Linked DNA regions of Homo sapiens: region 1 is linked to region 2. Evidence: read pairs that join two places in POLR2A ChIA-PET (ENCODE). Cell type or tissue: HCT116. All regions are shown on one strand. Links, peaks and the distances in the headings refer to the core of each region. The heading gives the core; the rest is flanking DNA. Region 1 overlaps ASXL1 (ASXL transcriptional regulator 1). Region 2 overlaps KIF3B (kinesin family member 3B).

Region 1 (4,395 bases), core at 89-4,088, 79 kb after region 2:
CTTCATAGAGCAAAAGGTTTGAATTCTTATGAAGTCTAATTTATCTATTTTTAAATTTTATAGTTTTTTTTGGTGTCATATCTAAGCACTCTTTGGCTAACAAAATTTTCTCTTTTTTTCTAAAAGTTGTATGCTTTACATTTAAGTCTGTGATTGCATTTGAATTAATTTTTAAATTAAGCATAAGGTTACATCAATGTTCATTTTCCTTTTTGGGGGACCAATTATTCCAAAACCATTTGCTTAAAATGATTATTCTTTATTTATTGAATTGCTTTCTCACCTCTAGCAAAAGTCAGTTGGCCATATTTTGTGAAAAGTTCTATTCCTACGCACACTGTTCTGGCTCATTGACCTACGCATCTGTTCCTCTGTCAATACCGTACTGTCTTGATTACTGTAATGTAGCTGTATAGTAAGTCCTAAAATCAGGTAGTGTTATTCCTCCACCTTCGTTTTTCTTTTTCAGAGTTGTTTCAGCTATTCTGGTTTCTTTGTCTTTACATGGAAATTTTATTTATTTATTATTTATTTTCTTGAGACAGCCTCAGTGTTTTGCCCGGGCTGGGGTGTGGTGGTATGATCATAGTTCACTGCTGCCTGGAATTCCTGGGCTCAAGGGATCCTCCTGCCTCAGCCTTCCGGGTAGCTGGGACTACAGATGTACACCACCACTCCCAGCTAATTTTTACTTTTTTTGTAGTGCTGGGGTGTCACCCTGTTGCCCATGTTGGTCTCAAACACCTGGGCTCAAGTGATCTTCCTGCCTCAGCCTCCCAAAGTGCTGGGATTAAAGGCATGAGCCACCACAGTCAGCTGTGTATGAATTTTAGAATCATATTATCTACAATAAAGTTTTGGTGGAGTTTCAATAGTAAATGCATTAAACCCATTGGTTAGTTTGGGGAGAAGTGACATCTTGGCCATGTTGTCTTCCAGTTCATGGATATAGTATGTTTTTTTACATTTATTTAGGTTGTCTTTTTTTTTTAAAGGTACATAATAATTGTACATATTTATGGGGTGCATGTGATATTTTGATACAGGTATGCAGTGTATAATGATCAAAGCAAGGTATTTAGGCTATCCATCACCTCAAATATTTATCATTTCTTTATGTTGGGAATTTTTCAACTCTTCCCTTCTAGGTATTTTGAAATATAAACAAATTATAGTTAACTACAGTCACCATACTGTGCTGTTGAACCCTGGAACTAATTTCTTCTATCTAACTGTATGTTTGTACCCATTGACCAACCCCTCTTTATCTCCCTGCCCCCTTCCCAGCTCTGGTAACGATCATTTTACTCTCTGCCTCCACGAGATCAACTCTTTTAGCTCCCACATAGGAGTGACAACATGTGATATTTATCTTTCTGTGCCTCTTCCTTTACTTAACAATGTATTTAGGTCATCTTTGGTATTTTTATCAGCATTTCATAGGTTTTAGCATGCATATTTTGTACAGTTTTGTTAGATATATACCTAGTTTTTTTTGGTAAACTATTATAAATGAAATTGTGCTTTTAATTTTTGTTTCTAATTGCTGATTGCTAATATATAGACATTATTGATGTTAGTGTGTTGATCTGTATTCTGTGACCTTTATAAACTCACTTATTAGTTCTACAAGTTTTTCTCCTAGAATCTTTGGGATTTTCTCTGTTAGACCATCATATCATCTGTTAATAGGGCCGGTTTAATATATTCCTTTCTGATATGTGTACCTTTTATTTCCTTTTCTTGCTTGATTGACTAGCTGGGACTTGTTTGCTGTGTCGAATATGAGTGCTTAGTGTGGACATTCTTGCCTTATTCCCGCTTTCAGATAGAAAGCCTTTAGTCTTTCACCACTAGTATGATGTTAGTTATAGACATTTTATAGATGGTCTTTATCAAGTTGAGGACGTTTTCTTCTATTCCTAGTTTACTGAGAGTTTTTATCATGAATGTATTTGTTGAATTTTGTCAAAGTTTCTGCATTGATATAAATAATTATGCTTTCTTTTCACATCTTATTGTTTTAGTTTGCATTTCCTTGATGATGAATTCCTTTTCATATGCTTACTGACCATTTTATCATCTTCCTGCGTGAATTTTCTATTAGTTTTGCCCATTTAAAAAAAGTTTTTATTTTGTAGCAATTTTAAGCTTTCATAAAGTTCTAAGTACAGTACAAAGAACTTTATTTTTTCCTGACCCATTTTAGAGCCCTGTTGTTCCTTACTATTTTTATTTATTTTTTGAGACAGGGTCTGTCACTCTGTTGTACAGACTGGAGTGCAGTGGTACTATCATAGCTCACTCCAGGGCATAAACGATCCTCCTGCCTCAGCCTCCTGAGTAGCTGGGACAAGTGTGTGCCACCATGCCTGGCTAATTTTTTTAATTTTAATTTTTTGAACTTCTGGGCTCAAGCGATCCTCTTGCCTCAGCCTCCCAAAGTGTTGGGATTATAGGCATGCACCACCGCACCTGGCCCTACCCTTAATACTTTAGTATTAATGTTTTAGTATATTTGCCTTAAAGTTAATGACATTCTCCTTGCTACCTGTCCACAATACATTCATAAAATTCAGAAAATTACACTGAGTCATTATTACCATCTAATCTTCAGATTTCATTAAAGTTTAGCTAATTGTCCATGTAATGTCCTTTTTGTCCAAAGTATCTAGGTCAGAATTATGTGTTGCATGGAGTTGTCATATGTCTTTGGTCTCCTTCATTCTAGAACAGTTCTTTAATCTTTCTTTGATTTTCGTGACCTTGACTCCTTTGAAGACTACAGACCAGTTATTTTGTGGAATCTTTTTTAGTTTGAATTTTCTCATAATTGGATTCAGGTTTTGCATCTTTGTCAGGTATAGCAGAGAAGTGATGCTAGGTTCTTAGTGTGTCCTGTCAGGTAGCTCTTTATTTCAGTTTTTTCCTATTATTGATTATCTCTTTGATCACTTGGTTAAGGTAGCATCTGCCATCCTTCATCACTATAAAGCTCCTTTTTACCCCCACCCCTTTTTTTTTGAGATGGGGTTTTGCTCCTCTTGCCCAGGCTTGGAGTGCAATGTCTCAAAAAAAAATTAATAGTAATATATACAGTCATAGTTAGAAGCCAAGATCTAGTTTCTAAATGTTTGCTGCTGTTGGAGTGTTGGTGATCCCAGTTCCTTTCAGTGGGAAGGGGCTAAGGAATATATGGGTATATTTACATACATACACATATGTTCACTCAATCTATATTTATATCTGTCTTTATCTAAATATGTTGAAAACTATGAGCTTACCCCAATAATACAAGTTCTAATCCAGTCATTCTAGTTTTTTCCCTTTCCATATGTATAAGTCCTTTTTCCAACAATAATAAATCTGGGCTGGGCGCAGTGGCTTACACCTGTAATCCCAGCACTTTGGGAGGCTGAGGCGGGTGGATTGCTTGAACACAGGCGTTCTAGATCAGCCTGGGCAACATGTCAAAACCCCATCTATATGGGGAAAAAAAAAAAAGTTAGCCAGGTGTGGTGGCACATGCCTGTAGTCCCAGCTACTCAGGAGGCTGAGGTGGGAGGATCACTTGAGCCCAGGAGGTCAAGGCTACAGCGAGCCGAGATTGCACCACTGCACTCCAGCCAGAGCTACTGAGTGAGACCCTGTCTCAAATCTATTCCCTAATATATTTACCTAATTATTTAATCACCCACTCTTCACTGTTGCAGCCCTTTCTTCATGCAGATGTCCTCTTTACTTTGCTTGGACTCCAACACCCTGTGTTGGGTTGGCTCCACTCTCATCCCATGGATGAGTTCACTCAAGCTCTGACCAGTCACATCAGGGTGTTCTCCCATATACATGCCCTTCTCAACCCGCGTGGGCTTCAATACTCTGTCCTTTGTCATTCCCTGTTTGGGCATTTCACTCATCTTGATCTCCAACTCTCACGTCATACCACACTCAGATACACACAGATACCTTCTGTGCTCCACTCAGGCTCTGACTCTCTACTCTTGTCTACCTAGCCTCAGGCCTCCACTTTTGTATGGATGCCTACCTTGCTGTGTACCATGTAATGGAAGGGAAGACTAGTTTGGGGGAAGAGAAGGGCAGCTCTTCCCATTTAAAAAGATTGGTTTGTCTTTTTGTTTTAGGTTTATAGAATTGAAATATATAGGTGGGCTTGGTGGCTCACGCATGTAATCCCAGCACTTTGGGAGGCTGAGGCAGGTGGATCACTTTGGTTTAGGAGTTTGAGATTAGCCTGGTCAACATGGTGAAACCCCATCTCTACTAAAAATACAGAAAAATTAGCTGGGTGTGGTGGAGGGTACCTGTAATTCCAGCTACTCAGAAGGCTGAGGCACAAGAATTGCTTGAACCTGGGAGGTGGAGGTTGCAGTGAGC
Region 2 (4,395 bases), core at 297-4,296:
CTTATTTTAATCTGAGGCAATTCTTTTTATTTTTTATTTTATTTATTTGTTTATTTGAGACAGAGTCTCACTTTGTCGCCAGACTGGAGTGCAGTGGCGCGGTCTCGGCTCACTGCAAACTCTGCCTCCCAGGTTCAAGTGATTCTCCTGCCTCGGCCTCCCAGGTAGCTGGGACTACTCGAGTAGTGAGCCACCACGCCCAGCCAATTCTTTTTATTTTTAAAAATATTTTTCAGCCGAGCATGGTGGCTCGTACCTGTAATCCCAGCACTTTGGGAGGCTGAGGCAGGTGGATCATGAGGTCAGGAGTTCAAGACCAGCCTGGCCAAGATGGTGAAACCCCCATCTCTACTAAAAATACAAGAATTAGCTGGGTGTGGTGGCGGGCGCCTGTAATCTCAACTACTCGGGAGGCTGAGGCAGGAAAATTGCTTGAACCTGGAAGGCGGAGGTTGCAGTGAGCCAAGATTGTGCCACTGCACTCCAGCTGGGGCAACAAGAGCGAAACTCCATCTCAAAAAGTATATATATACATATTTTTCATAGTTGACTTGTTGAAAAGACTGAATCAGATAGCCTGTAGAAATATCCCACATTGTAGGCGGGAGTGGTGGCATGTGCCTGTAGTTCCAGCTACTTGGGAAGCTGAGGCAGGAGGATTGCTTGAGCCCAGGAGTTCAAGGCTGCAGTGAGCCAAGATTATGCCACTGCATTCCAGTCTGGGTGACCGAGTGAGACACCAACTCAAAAGAAAAAAAAAAAAGAAGAAATATACTACATTCTGGATTTGTTGGTCTCTTTCTTCATGGTGTCAATTAACTTGTATCTCTATCCCCTTTATTTAGCTCTAACTGAAAGCTATCTCTGAAGCACGGGTTCCCAACCTTGGCTACAAACTGAGAAGTTTTAAAAATTAATGATGTCTGAGCCCCACCTCAGAGATTCTGATTTAATTGGTCTAGGGCAGTAGTCCTTAAACTTTAGCAGGCATCAGAATTACCTGAAGGGATTGTTAAACACAGATTGCTGGGTATCACACCCGGAGTCTGATTCAGAAAGGCTGGGGCAGGGCCTGAGAATGTTCATTTCTAGTAGGTTCCAGGTATTGCTTCTGCTGGTTTGGTGAATGCACTTTGAGAACTCTTGGTCTCTCATGAGGTCTGGGCAAGATATTTTTCAAAACTCTGTAGGTAACGTTAATGTGCAGCCTGGCCTGAGAAATGTGGAGCTAATAGTTTCAGCCAACAGATGATCTTTGTCTGGATCCATTATTTCATTAGTGGGGTTACAAAATGACCATGCCTGGCCAAAGAAGAAGTTTTCAAAGGGATTCTTTTAATGATCAAATTTTAAATTTGGAAAAGAGCCCTTAAAATTAAATGTAGGCAAGGTGCGGTGGCTCATGCCTATAATCCCAGCACTTTTGGAGGCTGAGGTGGGCAAATTGCCTGAGCTCAGGAGCTCAAGACCAGCCTGGGCAACATGGTGAAACCCTGTCTCTACTAAAAATACAAAAAAATTAGCTGGGCATGGAGACATGTGTCTATAGTCTCAGCTACTCCGGGGGCTGAGGCACGAGAATCGCTTGAACCTGGGAGACGAAGGTTGCAGTGGGCTGAGATTGCGCCACTTTACTCCAGCCTGGGCGACAAAGTGAGACTCTGTCTCCAGAAAAACTAATTAATTAATTAAATGTGTGTGTCGGTCAGTCCTCTTTGCAGGTATGTACATCTAGAAAAAGATCAGGACAAAATATACCAACATAATAATAATAGTTATCTCTGGATAGTGAAATTGTGGGTGATTATGTTTTTTACATTTTCTTTTTGTTGTTGTTGTTGTTTGAGACAGAGTATTGCTCTGTCACCCGGATTGGAGTGCGGTGGCACGATCTTGGCTCACTGCAACCTCTGCCTCCCAGGTTCAAGTGAATTTCATGCCTCAGCCTCCCAAGTAGCTGGGATTACAGGTGCAGGTCAACCACGCACGGCTAATTTTTATATTTTTAGTAGAGACAGGGTTTTGCCATGTTTATCAGGCTGGTCTCGAACTCCTGACCTCAGGTGATCCACCCACCTCGGCCTCCCGAAGCACTGAGATTACAGGTGTGAGCCACTGGGCCTGGCCTGTTTTTTACATTTTCTAATGAATAAATAGAATCATTGTAACCAGAAGAAAGCCAAATATGTGTTATAAAAAATAGTTTCTGAAATGTCAAAGAGAAAATTTTAGCTCCCCAAAATATTTTTTTTTCTAAGGAGTCTATTTTCATTATTATCTCTCTCTCTCTCTCTTTTTTTTTTTTTTTTTTTTTTTTTTTTTTGAGACAGAGTTTTGCTCTTTGGCCCAGGCCAGAGTGCAGTGGTGTGATCTCGGCTCACTGCAACCTCTGCCCTCTGGGTTCAAGTGATTCTCCTGTCTCAGCCTCCTGAGTAGCTGGGATTATAGGTGCCTACTACCACACACAGCTAATTTTTGTATTTTTAGTAGAGACAGAGTTTCGCCATGTTGGCCAGGCTGTTCTCGAACTCCTGACCTCAGGCAATCCACTGGCTCGGCCTCCCAAAGTGTTAGGATTACAGACATGAGCCACCGTGCCTGGCCTATATCTCTTTTTATATCTTTTGAGTAAACAGTGAGTCAGCCTCTTTCTCACAGTACCCTATACCTCTGTGCTGTTTGCTTTGTGTCCCTTCCATGTTCATTTCCTTTTGGCATTGTTTTGTCCTGAGGCTTTAGAAGAGTAAAGGCAGAGATATAATGGGAGACAGTCATCACCATAGAGAGACACCACCAGTGGGTTCCAGTTTCCTTGTTTGATGTGTTTCCTGGGCACTTGTCAGACAGAGACTGTTAGTAGGAATGGTCTTCATTCTCAGGGGCTGAAATCCACTTAGTCCTGCTTTTTATCCTGGTCAGTTAGAATGGGAAATTTTCCAGCTTGGACAACGAGCCATGGGATTGGAGTAAGGCAGTTTAATTTCTTCTGTTTTTGGCATTTTGGAAGTTAATGACCTTGGTTATCAGCACCAGTGGCCCTCTGAAAGATACTTCAGGTAGCAAATGTTCACTCCAATATAGCCCAGGGGTCACCTCCCTCTTGAGCCTGTTCACATCCTGCCCCTTCCCAGGCAGAAGTGACCTCTCCATATTTCTAAGACAGACCACTGTCAGTACCTATTATACCTAACAGGGCTGCACCATTACCCTTTGTTTCAGGCAGGAGCCAGATGTCATTTGTGTCTGTATCTCAGCTCTTTGTATGATGTTAGGCCCATCGTACTTGCTGAGTAAATGTTTGCTATGTGCCTTGACTCTTACCTGATTACTCACCATGCATGAGACCAGATAGCTGACACTTCATATGTATTCTGTATCTGTTTTCACCTGTTATGTGTGCTCTTACAGGCATCTTATTATAGAAAACTTTATCCCTCTGGAAGAAAAAAGTAAAATTATGAATAGAGCCTTCTTTGATGAAGAGGAAGATCATTGGAAACTACATCCTATAACCAGACTGGAGTAAGTCACTATTAACTTCAAGTATATTTTCAAGTATGAGGGAGGAAAAGAATGTTGATAACAAGAGCCCTCTGGTCAACAAAGGGGTTTGATAAGAACACAGTTTGGCTTATTTAAACTCAAAACCCACTGCATTACTGATTTTCTAGCTGCCATAGATCCACCAGGTAAAAGTTTGATCATGAGTGTGGTTTTAGGAATTGGGAGACTTTGTCACTAGTGAGTGAGCAAGTGACCTTTCCAAAGTTCCTGCATTTCTGTTTCTCCAGCTGTGAAGTGAAGTATGCTAGGTCACGTAAGGGGCAATTCAGAGCTGTTATCTTTGTGTGTCATTCTGACCCACAGTGTTGAGAAGGATTCTCATGCTAAGTCTGGGTGCTGCTGGAAAGATGGGAGACACCTGGCAGGGATGCAGAGGTGGGGGGTGTTGACAGCTATGCTTTGTGAATGCTGTCTAAGAACTGGGTGATGATTAAAAATCTCTTCTGGCTTAAAAGATGCATGATGCTCTGAATCAGAAAGCAACTCAAGCAGAAAACAGAAGCATTTCCCGTCCCACTTACGTCAGCCTGCAGTCCAGGGAGTTACTTGCTTCAGGTTCTGTCAGTGTCTTCCGAGTGCTGGTTCCACAGGACTCCAGCCAGGGCTTTAACACTGCAGTTCATTTCCAGGAACCAGCAGATGATGAAGCGGCCAGTCTCAGCCGTGGGATATAAGAGACCATTGAGCCAGCACGCAAGAATGTCCATGATGATTCGTCCAGAGGCCCGATATAGGGTGAGAAGATCCTTCTTGGGTTTTTCTCCTGTCTCTTTTGGAGTCTAGATTTGTGTAAGCCCTTAGATACTATTCCACTCAGAGTTCATACCTTCT

The links. Peaks named below come from ENCODE experiments on the same cell type or tissue, not always from the same donor. Only the 100,000 strongest peaks of a DNase experiment are listed, where the experiment ranks them.
Region 1: POLR2A ChIA-PET joins it to region 2 with 5 read pairs; 5 of 35 experiments call an interaction of 5 or more read pairs at or near these places.

The regions. Positions count from the first base shown.
Region 1 is chr20:32,402,897-32,407,291 of GRCh38, forward strand. The region is part of intron 4 of ASXL1 (ASXL transcriptional regulator 1); the gene reads left to right. Among named protein-coding and RNA genes, the nearest start is that of ASXL1, 47 kb to the left of the region's middle. In HCT116, for the core only: no CTCF peak of the experiment used is centred there; no DNase peak of the experiment used is centred there.
Region 2 is chr20:32,323,363-32,327,757 of GRCh38, forward strand. It overlaps KIF3B (kinesin family member 3B), which reads left to right. Exons shown (of 9, transcript NM_004798.4): 6 at 3,409-3,522; 7 at 4,194-4,299. Among named protein-coding and RNA genes, the nearest start is that of ASXL1, 33 kb to the right of the region's middle. RefSeq lists an enhancer at 2,966-4,165. In HCT116, for the core only: no CTCF peak of the experiment used is centred there; a DNase peak (open chromatin) is centred at 2,709; H3K27ac peaks cover 1,215 bases.